2 separate regions of the Homo sapiens genome follow, and region 1 is linked to region 2. The links are chromatin loops, found by intact Hi-C in ENCODE. Cell type or tissue: ovary. All regions are shown on one strand. Each heading gives the region's core, and the rest is flanking DNA. Links, peaks and the distances in the headings are about the cores only. Region 1 holds the start of LOC124900295 (small nucleolar RNA SNORD74). Region 2 has its middle 200 kb from the start of PTEN.

What was found. A loop is a pair of places that touch in the nucleus more often than their neighbours do. Peaks named below come from ENCODE experiments on the same cell type or tissue, not always from the same donor. Only the 100,000 strongest peaks of a DNase experiment are listed, where the experiment ranks them.
Region 1: a loop joins it to region 2, with 2.1 times the contacts of the local background. A loop is called at or near these places in 2 of 110 quality-filtered maps.

Annotation. Positions count from the first base shown.
Region 1 is chr10:87,990,209-87,999,082 of GRCh38, forward strand. LOC124900295 (small nucleolar RNA SNORD74) reads right to left here and starts at 4,487; the gene lies at 4,410-4,487. In ovary, for the core only: no CTCF peak of the experiment used is centred there; no DNase peak of the experiment used is centred there.
Region 2 is chr10:88,059,950-88,068,823 of GRCh38, forward strand. No RefSeq gene overlaps it. Among named protein-coding and RNA genes, the nearest start is that of PTEN, 200 kb to the left of the region's middle. RefSeq lists an enhancer at 2,473-2,532. In ovary, for the core only: no CTCF peak of the experiment used is centred there; a DNase peak (open chromatin) is centred at 4,736; H3K27ac peaks cover 1,171 bases.

The sequences.
Region 1 (8,874 bases), core at 636-8,635, 69 kb before region 2:
ATAGGAAATAGCAATAAGATAGATTTAAATTTAACCATATCAATAATTCATTATGTGTAAATGGTCTTAATACTCCAATTTAAAGGCAGAGATTGTTAGATTGGATAAAGAGAAAAACTATACTCAACTATGTGCTATAATGCAACTAATATTTCATATAAAGACAGGTTAAAAATTAAAACAATGGGAAAATATATACTATGCAACTACTTATCAAAAGAAATCTGGAGTGGCTTTATTAATATCAGAGAAGATAAACTTAAGAACAAGGAACATTACAAGTATTAAAGAAGGGCATTTTCTAATGATAAAGGGGTCAAGTCAACAAGAAGCCACAGCTATTTTAATTGTGGGTGCAGCTGATAACAGGGCTTTAAATATATTAAACAAAAGCTAAAGACCTGAAAGTACACATAGAAAACACTACAGTTATAGTTGGAGATTGTATTTGTAAATATAAAGTTAACTAAAATTAGGCAAAATTAATTTAATTTTCATTTATTTTGAATGTGTATTTCATTCATGGTTTAAAATCAGAAGGATATCTAGTGAAAGTCTTAACTACACTGTCACACATTTCTTAGCCAGTTCTCATTGAAAACAACCACTGTGACCATTTTTAAAATATTGCCTTAAGATATTTTACGTATATGTAAAAAATTTTATTCTTTTTCTTTGCTTTCTTTTTTTGACAGAGTCTCACTCTGTTGCCCAGGCTGGAGTGCAGTGGCGCGATCTCGATTCACTGCATCCTTCGCCTCACAGGTTCAAATGATTCTTGTGTCTCGGCCTCCTGAGTAGCTGGGATTACAGGCACGTGCAACCACACCCGGCTAATTTTTGTATTTTCAGTAGAGATGGGGTTTCACCATGTTGGCCAGGCTGGTCTTGAACTCCTGACCTCAAGTGATCTGCCCGCCTCGGCCTCCCAAAGTTCTGGGATTACAGGTGTAAGCCACTGCACCCGGCCCTCTTTTTTTTCTTTTTTAAAATTCAAATGGTAGCACACTATTCACATTTCAGAACTCCATTTTATTTTACCACTTATTAATGTTTTGATTCCATGACTGGTACATAAAACTCTAAGTAAGTTTTAGGGCTTGTCACTTTCTGCATAGCTCTGTGAATTCTTCTTTTGTATGCAATTGTGCATGCTATGGTTTGAAATTTTTAAACACGTTTCAGTGCCCCAGGGAGAGTGTATTCATTTTTTTTTAATTGAGATGTAATTCACACACTGTAACATTCACCTTTTTAAAGTGTACACTCGTGGTTTTTTGCTATACTCAGAAAGTGGTGCAGTCACCACCCCTTTCTTTTCCAAAGCATTTTCATCACTGTATCCACTAGCAATCATTCTCCATTTCCCTTTCCCCTATACTCTGAAACCAGTAATCTACTTTATGTCTCTACAGATTTGTTTTCTCTGGACAATTCATACAAATGGAGTCATATGATAATAGCCTTTTGTGTCTAGCTTCTTCACTTAGTATAATATTTTCAAGTTTCATCTATGTTGAATAACTTCATTCCTTTCTGTGGCTAAATATTTCATTTTGTGACTATATCATATTTTGTTTGTATTAAAATTTTAAACATTCTTCTTAACAATATACATCCTTGTATAATTCAATCAATACAGGACCAGGTGGCACTATCTAGTATACATTACAATAGAAGCCCCCTTAGGTTGTGAATTTGAAAAGGCCTATTTTCAATATATTACAATTTGATACTTTTTATAGGGATATTTAGACATGAGTTAAACACACTTAGGAGAATCAAGAAACCTTGCCACAGGTTTCTGGGAAAGATGGCAGTTTACATATAAGTTTCTGAAGCTTTTCTCAGAACTGGAAATGGCCAAGAGACTTTCAAAAAAACAAAATGCTCCCAACTAATTTGTTTTGAAACCAGGGAATGTTGCCAACCACATTCCACAAAATTCAAAGAATTTCTATTAGTTATGGTGCAATGAGCCCGGACTGAAGAGACAGAGAAAGGAAATCCTGGAAACCTAACTGGAACCCCTTAATTTAGAGAGAGGCTGAGGCAGAGTGGGAGATGTGGCTGTAAGAGCATAGCTTATACTGGGCCGGGCGCGGTGGCTCTCGCCTCTAATCCCAGCACTTTGGGAGGCCAAGGCGGGCAGATCACGAGGTCAAGAGATCGAGACCATCCTGGCCAACCAACATGGTGAAACCCCGTCTCTACTAAAAATACAAACATTAGCTAGGCGTAGTGGCGCACGTCTGTAGTCCCAGCTACTCGGGAGGCTGAGGCTGGAGAATCGCTTGAACCCGGGAGGCGGAGGTTGCAGTGAGCCGAGATCGCGCCACTGTACTCCAGCCTGGGCGACAGAGCGAGATTCTGTCTCAAAACAAAACAAAACAGCAAAACAAAAAAGAGTACAGCTTATAGTAACAAACAGTAAATTGAGTATTTTCTTTGATTCGTCTTCTCAGTAACTTAGGGCTTCACTTCAAGGAAAAGAAGGACTTTCCCAAACAGAACTATCAGTGCTCACTTTCCCACCAAGAGAAAGGGAATCTGTATCAAATGGTGGGTGTACCAAGAGCGACTATCAAACCAAAGAGCAATGGACATGGGAATCTACCTTCCTATGAGACAGGGTGAAATATAGAAGTCAAATAATAAAGATTATTTCCTCTTCCTCACCTGATCCCAGGCAGGCCTGGCCTCAGCTCTCTCCAATATTCTTTAGATTTCTTTTAGAACAGTTATGAGAAGACCATACATCATCAGCCCTCCAAATGGATCTAAGAGGCGATTTTTAAGTGGTGCCTAGGATTAATAAGGAGGCTCAGGAGAATACATACACACTATTTAGGGTAAGTATTCCAGTCCTGTGTTTACCTCCATATTTCTAAATAATATGTCAATACTCTCTTTGCTTTTTAACTTTAGAGATTATATTGGCTTCTCATTTTGGTAGTTGCTGTTTAGCACACATATCTCCCAAGCCCCAACTCTTATCCCTTTTTAATCCTCTGGAATAGTTATATCACTGTTTCTACTTAAATCACTATTAAATATTTTTATTAATGGACTAAATTAATACTGCTGTCAGCTTGGCCAAGCAGTGTACTGATTGTTTCTTTTTCTTATTCAACTTTCTGTTTTTCCTGTACATAGTAATTGCCTGATTTATTTTCATTTGTTCATTTCCTTGTACCTTGCAGCCTTTGCTAATTTTTCTTCCTTCTTTCAGTATGATGTCTGACATGGTCAAATCTGGCAGGAATCTATCCATTTCATTTATTTTTCTGAAGACCATCCTGTGATCTTCACTGATTACCCTCTAGGCCTGCTATCCAGCTGTCATTCTGGGACTTTCCTTTGCTTTTCTCCTGTGTTAGGTTCCCTATTTCCTGCCTATTGTATCCTCTTTCTTAGTTTAATCCCTATTTTCAGTGATGCTTATAATTCTGGAGCTTCCTGAGAAAAGGTGCAGAGGAAGTTAATTTTGGGGGTGACTTTGCATGCCTGAAAATATGTTTTTTTTTTTTTTTTTTTTTTCTAATTCCTGTAATCCCAGCACTTTGGGAGGCCAAGGTGGGTGGATCACCTGAGGTCAGGAGTTCAAGACCAGCATGGCCAACATGGCGAAACCCCATCTCTACTAAAAATACAAAAATTAGCTGGTGCTAATTACAGGCGAGCACCTGTAATCCCAGTTACTAGGAAGGCTGAGGCATGAGAATTGCTTAATCCTGGGAGGTGGAGGTTGCAGTGAGCCGAGATCGCACCACTGCACTCTAGCCTGGGTGAAAGAGACTCTGCCTAAAAAAAAAAAAAGATGTTTTTTTCTATTCTTATACCTATTTAAGAGTTTTAGTTAGGTACTGACTTGCAAGTGGCAGCTCATTTACTCATTTACCCTCAGAATTTAGAATACGTGTTCAATTTATCTTCCCTAGGTATATTTAGAAAATACTTAAATCGCAAATATTAGGTACCAGACACTGTTCTGCACGCTTATAAATACGAACCTACCTTATCCTCATAACAACACTATCATTACTCACAGAGTATAGAGTCAGGATTCAAACCCAGCAGCCAGGTTTCCAACCTTTCCCCTATGCTGCCACCTCTGATATAGCTGTTGTAAAGCCAAATACCATTTGGATTTCTGTCATTTCTATGGGACCTGTTTTTCTGTCTGGAAGCTTTTAGGATCTTCTTTTCATTTTTGATGTTCTAAAATTTTATGATAATGTGTCCTAGGGATCTTTTAATATTCATTGTGTGTAATTGTGGATCCTTTTAATTTATAGTTTTATGTCTTTTAATTCTGGGAATTAAGTGTGTGTATATAAAATAATTTCCCTCCCATTATTTTCTCTGTTCTTCTTCCTTTCTGGAACTCATCTTCTGGATTGATCCTGTTTTTTTCATCAGAGCTGCTGGCATTCATTACCACTCAGATGTGCCTACTAACATAGGCTTCATCAGAGGCTGGACTGATAATTTGATTGCAAAAAGCTTTCTCTTTTTTTTCTAAATTCTGGGAGGAAGTTTTCTGTATTATTATTAACAAGTCCTTAATTTCAAAGAAAAGTGAGGGATTTTCTTGGTTTGTATCTTCCAATTGCTCTATTGATTTTTAAAAAGTCATTGCAGTTGTATTTTTATTTCCAAGATCTCTTTCTTGTTCTCTGAATTTTTCTGTCTTTTTTTTTCTTTTTCTTTTTCTTTTTTTTTTTTTTTGAGACAGAGTCTCACTCTGTTGCTAGGATGGAGTGCAGTGGTGTGATCTCGACTCACTGCAACCTCTGCCTCCCGGGTTTGAGCGATTCTCCTGCTTCAGCCTTCCGAGCAGCTGGGACTACAGGTGTGCACCACCATGCCCAGCTTATTTTTGTATTTTTTAGTAGAGACGGGGTTTCACCATGTTGGCCAGGATGGTCTCAATCTCTTGACCTCATGATCTGTCTGCCTCGCCTCCCAACGCTTGTTGGGATTACAGGTGTGAGCCTCTGTGCCTGGCCGAACTTTTCTTTTATGTGGCTTCCTGTTGCTGATTTATACACACAATATATTCTTATCATTCTGAGAGGAGTAATTACAGTGTTTTAAATTTCAAGAGTTCTTCAGCTTTTATACTTTTTTTCCTCTTCAAGTTCCTTTTTACAGTTTGTTTGAATCTCTATTTTTATATTACTGTAAATGTCTGGAAATACTTGGTTGTCCATTCATATTGTGGCGCAAGAGATCCAAAATCCCAAGGCTCAATTTTCCATTTTTCTCCCTTTTTTATAGTACTGGATAACTCCATTTTCTGTGTCTTTTCAGGGTTAGGCAGAGTCAATCAACTTTCTTCTCATCAGTATCTCTCTGCAAGCACTTGTTTCACTTTCTACTGTTCCTATAGGTAGTTACTATCCTTCCACCTCTTTTCATCTTCATATTTTTGTTGGCTACAAATGTCTCTAGCATTCATTAAAGTTGGAATTTGTGTTTCTGTTCTCATTCTCTTTGTTGTTTGAAGGAGATTTCTGAGAGAAGTGTGTAGAAGTATCTTCATTTTGCCATTTTAAATGAAAGTCGACCACTGTTCTTGAAACACCTTTCTTTCTTGGCTTCTGTGACTCCACAGTCTTTGGGTCCTCCTTACATCTCTTCCTTCTCTACTACATGTCTAAACTTTGGAGTCCCTTAGGTTGTGGTGTTTGGCTACCTACTCATCTCCCTCTATACTTCTACCCAAGGTGCTCCAATCCATTCATGTTAAATACCTCTGTATCCTGATGACTTCTCAAGTTTCTATTTCCATCTACTATTTCTCCACAGAGTCTCCATGTTATCTATTTTTCACATGCATCTCAAGCTTAACATGTCCAAAACTGAATTCTTGATTTTCAGCCCTAACCCTGTTCTTCCCCTAGTCTTTCACATCTCAGTAAACAGCAGCACCGTCCACCTGGTTGTTCAAGCCAAAGGCCTAATATTTTTTTCTCCTTATTTAACAACCTTCTCTCCACCACATTTAATCCAATCCATTTAATCTAAGATTCTTATTCCAAAGTATAACTTTAGTCTTTCTCTCTTAATTCAAACTGCTATAATTTCTTACTGGGATTACTGACAAACCTTCCTAATTGGCCCTTGCTTCTCCTTTTTTCTTTCAACCCCATTCTTCAGATAGCAGTCCTAATAAACTTGAAGCATCGATCAGACCATGTCAGTCCTTTCCCCTAAAGATCCTAATAACTTCTCCTGGCATTTCCAAGAATGTCCAAGCTTGTACAACACTGGGAATGACCTGGTTTTTTCCAACCTCTTTATCTCCTGCAGAGTGATTAGGGTGGAGAGGAACTGGAGTGTTTCTGACCTCAGAGCTTTGCATGTGCTGGTATTTTTACCTTGTTCATTGTATTTTTTTTGAGACAGAGTCTTGCTCTGTCTCCCAGGCTAGAGTGCACTGATGTGGTCTTGGCTCGCTGCAACTTCTGCCTCCTGGGTTCAAGCAATTCCTGTGCCTCAGCCTCCTGAGTAGCTGAAATTACAGGTGTGCACCACCACGTCCGGCTAATTTTTTGTATTTTTAGTAGAGATGGCTTTCATCACGTTGGCTAGGCTGGTCTCGAACTCCTGACCTCAGGTGATCTGCCCACCCCAGCCTCCCAAAGTGCTGGGATTACAGGCATGAGCCACTGCACCTGGCCTAAATTTTATCTTAAATGGTACTTCTCAAGAGGTCTAGGGAATCACCCAAACAAAAGAGGTTCCCCAAAGTATTCTTTCTGATAGGACTCCCTTTTTCTTAAATGACTTTCCCCAGTTCACATTGGATATTTCTTTGCTTACTTGTTTAAAGATTTTTCACACTAGAAGATGAAACTGCAGGCTAGTGCTAAGATTTTTTTCTTTACCTTTATCTCAATAAATATATTTTGAAAATTATTTTATTTATCTATTTAAGATGGGATCTTGCTCTGTCACCCAGGCTGGAGTTCAGTGGCGTGATCACAGCTCACTGTGGCCTCCAACTCCTGTGTTCAAGCAATCTTCTCACCTTAGCCTCCCGAGTAGCTGGGACCATAGGTGCACGCCACCACACTAGGCTAATATTTTATTTTTAGAAGTGGTTTCAACTGTATTGCCCAGGCTGGTCTCGAACTCCTGTACTCAAGGGATCCTCCTGCCTCAGCCTCCCAAATTGCTGAGATTACAGGCATGTGCCGCTGCAACCCGTCTTATTTTTTAAATTAAATGAATGATTTCTAAAGTAAACAACAATGAAACGAAACAAAACAAAAAATGGGATATATAAAATATTCTGCCACATAAAAGTAGAAGATTACCATAGCATTCCCCAAACCAAAGGCTGAACATACTCCAGAAAAGACAGTTCAGTTTTAGGGAGCATTTGCTTAGAAATTTCAGGATACTTAAACAAATTATGATTTCTTTGAATAAGCGATAGAAGATGTTATGGTAAGACAACAGAATGAGAATAAAAAAGAAATGTAAGACTAAAATGTAAGGGAACAAGTAAGACCACAACAGACATTATAATGGCATATGAAGCAATGAAGAGTGGAATTACCACTGCAGAGAATCAAGCCAGTTAAATGAGATAAGTATAAGAAGCTTTGTAAGAACATAGAGGAAATAGGCAAGAAGACTAGAGAGTTAGAAGGAATATAAAAGATACAGGAGACAAATAATAATGGTGTAGCATGTGGATAATTGGTGATCCCAAAAGGGAGAGAACAAATAAAACAAAGATGTTTCTGAAAAAAACAATGATCCAGATATGCCTGTGGCTAATGTATAATTAATGACAAAATGAACAACACCTAGAATTGTCTTGGTGACGTTCTTGCCTTTAAAGTTTTATGGAATTATTCATTCAAAATTTAAATATAAGTAAATAAAACCTCTTGAAGTGAGAAATCATGGTATGGAAGGGCTAGTGACAGTAATAAGCCTTGAAACTATTCAATTTAGAACAGGGTACATAAAACTATGATAAACATCGTATATTAGGCCACTCTTGTGTTGCCATAAAGAAATGCCTGAGACTGGGTAGTTTATAAGCAAAGAGGTTTAATTGGCTCATGGTTCTGTGGGCTATCCAGGAAGCATGCTGCTGGTATCTGCTCTGCTTCTGGGGAAGCCTCAGGAAGCTTACAATTATGGCAGATGGTGAAGCAGGAGCAGGCACATCACATGGCACAAGCAAGAGCAGGAGAGAGAGAGTTGTGTGGGGGAGGTGCCACAACTTTTCAGTGACCAAATCTCATGAGAACTCACTATCATGAAGACAGTATCAAGCCATAAGGGATTTGTCCCCATGATCCAAATACCTTCCACCAGGCCCCACCTCCAACACTGGGGATTACAATTCAACATGAGATTTGGGTGGGGACAAATATCCAAACTATACCACATGGTTACCTAAAAGATTGCAAAAGTCACATTATTAAAAACTGCAGGTCAATATCCCTGATGAACTTCAATGCAAAAATATTCAATAAAGTACTGGCAGACTGAATCTAGCAGCTCATCAAAAGGCTTATCCACTACAATCCAGTTGGCTTCATACCCAGATGCAAGGCTGGTTCAATATATAAAAATCAATAAATGTAATTCATCACATAAACAGCACTAAAGACAAAAACCACATGATTATCTCAATAGACACAGAAAAAGCCTTCAATAAAATTCAACATCCCTTCATGTTAAAAACTTTCAGTAAACTAGGTATTGATGGAACATACCTACAAATAAGAAGAGCCATTCATGACAGACCTACAGCCAATATCATACGGAATGGGAAAAAGCTGGAAGCATTCCTCTTGAAAACCGGCACAAGACAGGATATCCTCTCTCACCACTCCTATT
Region 2 (8,874 bases), core at 234-8,233:
TTGAGAAGCACTGAGCTAGACAGTGGGAAATGGAAGGTTTCTCTGCCTAGGTGACATCTGAGCTGAGACTTGAATGAAGAAAAGCTGTCCATGTAAAGATCTGGGAGCAGAAGGATCCAGGCAGAGGAAATGGAAAGTACAAGGGGCTGGATGAGAGAACAAGCTTGGCTTGTTCGCAAAACAGAGAGACCCGTGTCTTCATCATGGAGCACCTCTTCTCCTCTCTCCTTACCTGGTTAGTCCTCACCCAGCTGTCAGACCTCAGCCTAGACCTCACTTCCTCTGGGAGCCTTCCCCGACCCTCAAACACCCTTCCTGTCCAGCCCCACCCACCCAATTCTAGTCCAGCATGAGAGTGGTCTGGCTGTTTTCCTCCCCAGCATGCCTGTGATCTTAGTACTGAATAGGTGGTATGTAATTTTGTTTAATGACAATTCAAATGAAAGTGAGAAATCTAGAAAGACGGAAGAGGCAGGCTATAGAAGCAGTTCATACCACATCTTTGTTTATGGGCAACGTTGGTAACTCTTGAAACCTTGTAGCCATAGCCTGGGCAGAAGCACCCCAGCCTCCTCTCTGTGGAGTCTTCGCACACTCCCTTTCTTTTGACCCTCATTGCTCTGAGATCTGTGGTCAGACACTCTGTAAATATTTCCTTTCAAGCAAGGATTCAGGGTGCAGCAGAGCTTATGGGCTGCTAGAAAGGCCATGCTATTGAATAAGCTACAATGCAATATGCTGGATGCAATCAGGTAGTGGAGAACAAGTAACTGTTGGAGCTCAGAGAAGGGCTGGGCACCAAATTCTGGAGAGATTTAGGAGGTTCCACTGGAGCTGGCTCTTAAGAGAGGAAGAAGAATTTTTTAAGTTCAAGGGGGTGGTGGCAAGGTGGCAGTAATTGGTGGTGAGGGTGATGGAGGGCAGTGATGGTGGTGGTGGTGGTGATGCTGGCTTTGAATGACGTGGGTGGCGATGATGGGAGATGGTGATGGTGGTGGTGATGACAGTGATGGTGGAAGTGGGTGGGAGTGGTGAAAAGGGTGATGGCATCAGTGGCCAGGTTGCTGTGGTGATGGTAGCAGTCATGGTAATCATGGTGATGGTGAAGTGTATTCTAGACGGAGGTCGCAGCATGCCCACGAACGTAAAGTCATGAAAGATCTCTTTAAGTCTAAAAACATGGTAGGGTGGCCACAGATGGACAGGTTGGAGCCAGATGTAAAGGCCTTGTGGGCCAAGACGAACTCATTTTCATTAAAGTTGAAGTAGGTAATGAGCTTGAAGAGAACTGGCTGCACTGTGAGGGAGGAAGTGATGTTTCCTGTTATAATTACCTTTCTCGTTTTATTTATTTTTAAGATAGAGTCTCACTCTGTTGCCCAGGCTGGAGTGCAATGGCGAGATCTCAGCTCACCGCAACCTCTGCCTCCCGGATTCAAGCTATTCTCCTGCCTCAGCCTCCTGAGTAGCTGGGACTACAGGTGTGTGCCACCACGCCCGACTAGCTTTGGTAGAGACGGGGTTTCACCATGTTGGCCAGGCTGATCTCGAACTCCTGACTTCAGGTGATCTGCCCACCTTGACCTCCCAAAGTGCTGGGATTACAGGTGTGAACCACCATGCCCGGCCCCTTTCTCGTTTTATAATTGTCCAGTGGGACACCAATAGGGAAGGGTCAAAGGAATGTATGGAATATACACAAATCTACTTCTCCTTAAATCCAGCATCCTAGAAACTGGAAGAATTTCCCCTTTGGGGCAAAGTAATATTGAAATTATTCAAGAAAGATATTTAGTTATCTCCTTTGTGTGTTTTCATCTACTCAGTCATTCATTAATTTCTTTACTCATTCAAAATGTTTTTATTGAATACTTGCAAAGTTCAATGCACAGGGTATGATGGCCAAAAAAACAAATAAATGACATATTCAGCCCTCAAGGAGATTACAATCTAGTGGAAATACAGGGATAGGACTGGGCAGAGTGCACAGCATTGAGAGAGTCCTGTGTGCTGAGCCTGACTTTGCAGACCAGGGCAGCTCATTAACTTCTTCATTTGTCACTTTCTTCCTGAGTCTTTATTGTGTTCATGCTGTGTTAAAGAATAAGAAGATAAGCAAAATAGTTCTTGCCCTAAGAAGCAAGACGTCTACAGTCTAAGGAGGAAATGTCTCCCGACCTCTTTACTCCTCATCTATATTATTTATATATTTGTGTATAGGGGGAGGTTGACCAGAAGATTTTTAAGGTCCTTTACAAATTTAATATTTTATGACAAGGAGATTCAAGATTTGTAGAGAGCACCTTCATTTTATATATAAACCCAAGTTAAAGTCTATATTTTATGCTAACTTTGCTAGATGCTCTAAAAGTACAGACCTCCCCTCCCCATCCCCCACCTCCTCACACAGAGTAAGTTATTTTGAATCCTTGTAAAATCTTATGGTGGATTTATGTGGGGTTGGTAGTCAGTTTTCAAACCTAGGTGCAGGGCGCATGGGCATCCGAGGGAATTTCAGGATCCTGAAGGACGTGGTTTGGGACGTAGTCACGTAATGAAAGAGCTGGTTGTTCTGTGTTCATGCTAGGGAATGTGGTTTGAGTGGCTGTGGGAACTTCAACTTTGTGACTTTCTGTGTAACTGAAATCTCAACCCCCAAGTGTGTCGCAGTGACTTCTCTGACACAGCACATGTAACTCAGCTCTCTCCTGATGTCTGTTTTTCTTGCTCTCAGGAGAAGAAATGGCCTAAACAATCTTCATTGGCCAGCAGTTGAAAAAATATTTGTTTTGGTTTTGTTGAGCACTTTCCCTGTTGAAACATGAACATTTTGAGGGGAGGGGAGATCCCCATTGTGTACGTTTGATTCATTTATCCTTAGCAAATCAATTGTTTCAAGTAGAGCCTTTATGTCCAAGAAGGCTATAGAAAGCTTTACTGCCCTTTTCCTTTCAAACAGGAAGTTGCATTTGGCCAAAAGTAAACAAATGTGAACCCGGGAAGGTTTGTTTAGTGTCTAATGCTGACTTCAGGACCTGAGAATGGAGTCTGTGCTTGGCAAAAATGCCTTCTCTGGGATCTGTCTGGGCCAAAATATTCTCTGCTTATGACCTGGCCTTTGTGCTCTGGTAAACATCCTCCTCTTACCAGCCCCCAGAAATTCACTGCCAAAGGCCACAGGCAGTTTTGCTTGCTTATCAGAAATATTCTAAAGGTGATGGCAACTTGGAAACATACTTTCAGCAGGACTTAGCTTTCTGGAGAGTGGCCACTGTGAAAATGGCCTGTAGCTTGGAAATCTCAGGGGGTGTGAATGTAATTTGACATTCTTTGTGCACAGGCATGGGCTAGCCCCTCTGGGTGAAGAAGCTTTCAGGAAAGTGACTGTTACTACTCAGCTAACAATGTAGTGCTGAGCACTTTGCAGGACCGAGCTCACGAAAGTCTCACACAAGTCCTAGGAGGAAGGTGCTATTATTATCTCCAGTATACAGATGAGAGAACTAAGGCTTGAGAAGGCCATGAAACTTGGCCCAAGCTCACACAACTAGTCAAGTGTCAGAGCCCTCAGCTCTCTCTGCCTTCTGATTTAGAGATTTTAATTAGTGCAAGTTCAATATCTAAACTCTAGGAAGTTGCTAAGTATTTGGGGTAGAACCACATGATTCAGGTGATGATCAGTGTATGACACTTTACTATGACAGGCCAAAGAATTGAGTAAGTAGCATTTAAAGTTTTTACTGAATGGGATTAATGTCTTGTTCCAGGAAGGATTGAAGGCAGCTGATATAAACTGGGCAATATGTGAGTAGGTAGAGATGGTGAGCTCCAGAGGAATTTGGGATGATTCTCAGAGGAGGGACTCTGGTTGGGCCTTGAAGGATGAGTGGGAATTAGGTAAGTAAAGAACATTTCAGATTTGGGGAATCAGAATCAACTCTCTTTTAGGAGGCTTGCATTTGAAGCTACTCCATGAAAATGTTCTAAGTACACACAGTGACCTTTCTTGGGCTATGCTCCTACACTTGCTGAGCTCTTATATTCTTGAGAGATGTTTTATCAGCCTAAGCATGCAAAGAAACATGTGACCTGTGAAGTAATCCTTCACCAAGAGCACGTGCCAAAGCTGGTCAATATTGGGCCAGAAATTCTCCCCATCCCACCCCACCCTGCCCTGTCATTAACCAATTCTCCCCACATCCTAGTGTCACTAGTCTTTTCATGGTTCTGAAAACATGTTATTGCTTAAGTGCATTTCTCTACCATACTTTACAGACATTATCACTAGTCCTCACAACTGCTCTAATAAGGTAAATGACATTAGGCCCATTTTACAGTGGAGGAAACTGAGACTGAGAGGTGTTAAGAACTTTGCCCAAGTCATACAACTTCTTGGTGGTGGAAGCAACTAATTCATGGAAGAAACAGATCTGATGCCAAAGCCCGTGTTCTCTCTACTCTACCACATACTCTCCTTAGAACCGAATGAAGACTCCCCAGGCAGTTTTTGCTAGTATTCTGGATTTGTTTAAAAATCCTCGTAAGATGTTAACAACTTTAAGTCCTGTGGTGGTATGGGGGACCTGAACACCTGGGTGCATTTTCTTTTATTTACTCTAACAGGGACACAGACCTCTGGCTTCTTTCATAGAAACCCCCCTTTTTGAAATGTCTCTGTTTTGTTCATTCAGGAGAACAGATCAGCATCTCTCATGCAAGGCCTGGCTCTGTGCCCATCTCACTTTTGCAATGAATTTAGCAACATCTGCTTTGCCCATTAAAGTGATTTTTCTCTTCCTGGCCCTGAGCCTGTATGCTTGCTGCAATTGATTACTAGCAATTTCCTTCCCAAACCAGAGAGTTCAGTGAACTCTAAATTGAATTGTTGCTCACTGGTCTCCTTTGGACCAATTGCATATGGCTTACGTGCAAAATGGTCAAGCCACTCAGTTCCCGAATCTATAGGCTGATGATTCTGGTTAAACGTGGGAGAGGACCTGATGAGTGACATTTCCCATTTTTGCACACAGTGGCCTAGGACTGTGGTCACTTCTGTGTTTCTCAATTTCAGGTGGGGGGAGGGGATGAAGCCACCTTGCTTACAGCAAGGCTGTTGAAGTACACACCCTCTTTCCTTTCAGTCATATTGCAGCACCAATGGCCTCAGATGTAGTTGCCTGGAAACCTTGTTTCAGAGACATCTGAGAAACATATATCTAGCTCCAGAAGTGGCTTAGAAAGACCTCAGGAAGATGCATATCACTGTACTCTTTTGAAGGCAGCAGTGGGTCCCTTTAAGTGGTTCAGGCAGCTTTTTAAGATAAAGCAACGCCCAAAGTGATGCTGAGCCTGTATACCTGGCCTGCTGCTCCATCTTGATTGGCGGATATCTAGTTATCCTTTGAGATGTAGTCTGAGTGTTACCTCTCAGGGAGTCTGCCCATGTCTCACTCAGCCCTGTATTCCCAATATCTAGCACAGTGAGTACATGTAGTGCACCCTCAGTGAAAGGACAAATGAGTGAAGGATGCTGCTCTTCTCGTGAGAAGATTTTAAACTGGTACTTTGCTCTGAGCTGTCCTTGAAGTGTCTCTCCTTCCCCACAGCCATGATAGCTTTACACAGGGACAGTGAGGAGTTGTTGGTTATTTAGAGAAGTGAAAGTCAGGAGTCTCCTCTGCCACATAGTCCTAAAAAAAAAAAACAACAAAAAACCCAAAACAAAGGAACTTATTACTGACCAAATTACTTCCATATATCAGGGAGGTTAATTTAAAGCTAGGAATCTATAAATAAGAAAAAGGTAGCATAAATGACTAACATCAAATAGTATTGACAATTGCTGGAAATCATTTGAGTCATTGCACATTCTGTCTCTTTGAGCAGACATTCCCCGTTTCCACCACAATTGCTGACTGCATACCTACCAGTATCAGCAGCCACTTCTGAAATGATTATCGCAGACGAGACTGCAAATATCCTATTCTTGCAGAACTCTGTCACAAACATCTTTAGCATCGAGCTTGGGGCTTTCTGCCTTTATTTCTGGAAGAGATCTCATTTATAGTATTACTATAGTGGAAAAAGATGAGAAAAAGCAGAGTATTCCGAAAAGCATGGCTCAGCTTGAAACTATGCGATCCATACCTCTTAACCAATGGGAGCTGCAACTCCAAAGTGTTTAGGGAGTCCTAGGGTTTTTAGCTTCTAGAAAGGCCTTAGGTCTTTATTTCTTCATTTAATCCCTGCACATTGGCAGGTGGCCCCTGTAGACCTACAGAGGAAATGGGCTAGTGAACTTCAAGGGAAACTTAGCTGGGCTTCATATGGCGATATGAAGTTAGGGAAAAGACATTCAGCATTTTTTTTCTAGCTTTGAGAACCTAACAGGAAAAAGGCTGGGGAAATATTCCAATTGTCTACTCTTGGACTTTACTATCCGTTTATCAGATGCAATTAAACTGGGTATCTTTCCTTTCTCCAGTCCCTGGCAGTAGAGAGGAAAGACCTCAGCCCCCCATGTAATGAAAGGAGATGGTCTGTGCTTAGTCATGCTGTTTCAGTTCTGCTGCCTGTCACCCTGGTAGCTGGGATTAAAATACATCCTTCCCCTTTCCAGAGTTTCTTGCTCAAACTGAACAGGACTTTTCCAAGAGAAATGGATCACTCTAAGGTTCAACTCCTCAGGCCCAGGCTCCGTCCAAAATTCCAGGTTGAACAAATCATTAAGGATAGGTATATGTTACAATCTACCCAGCGCTAACTAAACCTCCTCCACCATCAGATCGCCACCACTGCCATCAAAATGGCAGTTCACATAAAATTAATGCTGATCATGTGCCAGACGCTGCATAAGCACTTAACATATGCGATTTCATATGTGATCATCAGACAGCTCCATAAGGTAGGTTTTATAATCACTTTATACAAATAGAGAAACTGAAGGTCTTAAAATTTAATTTTTTTTTTTTAGGCAACAAGTGTTCATTGAGAGTGTGGGGCATGGTGCGAAATTCTGGGGACAGCACAGTCCCCCTGGGCTCTCAGTGAAAGCACATTGAAACTCGTGTGCTGCAACAGGTTACAGAGGAAGTCTTTGAGCGCTTCATGTGTAGCGGGTTTAATTCTTCTTTTTTCTTGATTTTCACACGCCCCTGCACTTCCTGCTCTTTCCTGGGCCTGGAAGCGGAAGTACTGAAATACTGAGACAAACTGTTCTTATGGTTTTTAGAGGTTGGTCAAAACCAGGAAGGACAAGACATCAGAAGGCTGGTTCTCTCTGGGTTTTCTCTGAGTAGGGGATAAGAGCTGGGTCTTGGGTCCCTTGACCATGTTTTTATTCTTCCTTTGAATTGGTTGGGCTCGGCAAAGTCAGTCAAGAACTTGATCTTAGCTGCAGCTGCATTGTTCAATGACAGGCTGATTATTGTGTTTTCAACTTCATTTTTCATCGATAACTGAAAGGATATGTCTTTAGTGGAAGGTGATGCTCATATTGATTTTGTGACTTCAGATTGGTATATGCACTGATTTATTTATCCAACAAATATTTATCAAGCATCTACTTGCATGTCCTTCATGAAAAGCCCTGATAGAGCTTATATTCCAATGGAGGAAAGAAAGTAAACAAAACAGTTAAATATGCAGCATGTGAGAAGATGAAATTACTATGGCGGAAATTAAAGTGAAGGGAGGATGGGGAATGTTTGGCTGGCAGGTATTGCAATTTTCATAGGGTTGTTAGGGAAGGCCTCAGGAAGAAGGTAATAGCCGAATGAAGATCTAAAGGAGTTGAGGGAGCAAGCTATGTGGATATGGGGGAAGAGGGCTCTAAGCAGAGAAAACAGCAAGTGCAAATGTCCTGAGGCTGGAAGCTGCCTGGTGTGCCTCAGGAACAGCAAGGTGGCCAGTATGGCTGGAGCACCATCAGGAAGGGGGAGAGAGGAAGGACCTATAGTCAGAGGAAATGGGGTCATATTGTGTCATGAGAATCCTGAGAACAGAGGAAGTCCATGAGGTTGTTCTGTGAGTGAGACAGGGAGCCTCTGGAAGGTTTTAGCAAAGAAGGGTTGTGATCTGACAAAGTAATGTTGAATTAGTTATTTTTGCAGAAGCACTGATGCCTCCTGCTGACACTGACTTGTGCATGAGAAGCAAGAGATAATGAATTTGAGATTTGATTGAGCCTCCTGACCCTCTGTGGGTACCACTCCCATTTAAGTGGAGGCCAGGAAGGCTCGGAGAGTTTTAGTGACTTCCTCATGCCATTAGCCATACAAGTAGTAAGTGGATGAGGTAGGTAAGGTAAGCGACATAGTTTAAGAATGCCTTATGGCTGTGCTCCTTCTAGAGGCTCAAGGAGAGAGCCCGTGTCCTTGCCTTGTATTGTGTTCAGAGGCTACCCACATTTCTTGGCTGTGGTCCTCTTCCTTCATCTCTAAAGCTAGCGGTATCACATCCCTATGACCCTTCTTCCTTTGTCAAGTCTCTTTCTCTGACCTTAGCTGGAAAACATTCTCCACTTTTAAGGGTTCATATGATTAAGCTGGGCCCACCCAGATAATCCAGAGTAATTTTCTCTTCTCAGAGCTTGTAACTTTAATCACACCTACAAGGTTGCTTTACAATGTCAGGTAACATATTCACAGGTTCTGGAGATTAGGGCATGGGCATTTTTGAAGGACTGCTATTTTGCCTAGAGCACCATAATTATTAAACACTTTCCATGTTTTATTACATTTAAATATGATGACAGCTACAACAGGCAGGCAAGAATGTTATTCCATTCTTTTCCCCAAGGTTAAATGGTTAGTGCATGTCAAGGAAATTTGGAAAAGCCTGTGATAATTAAGGGCAAGTCAGCTTATTAACAAC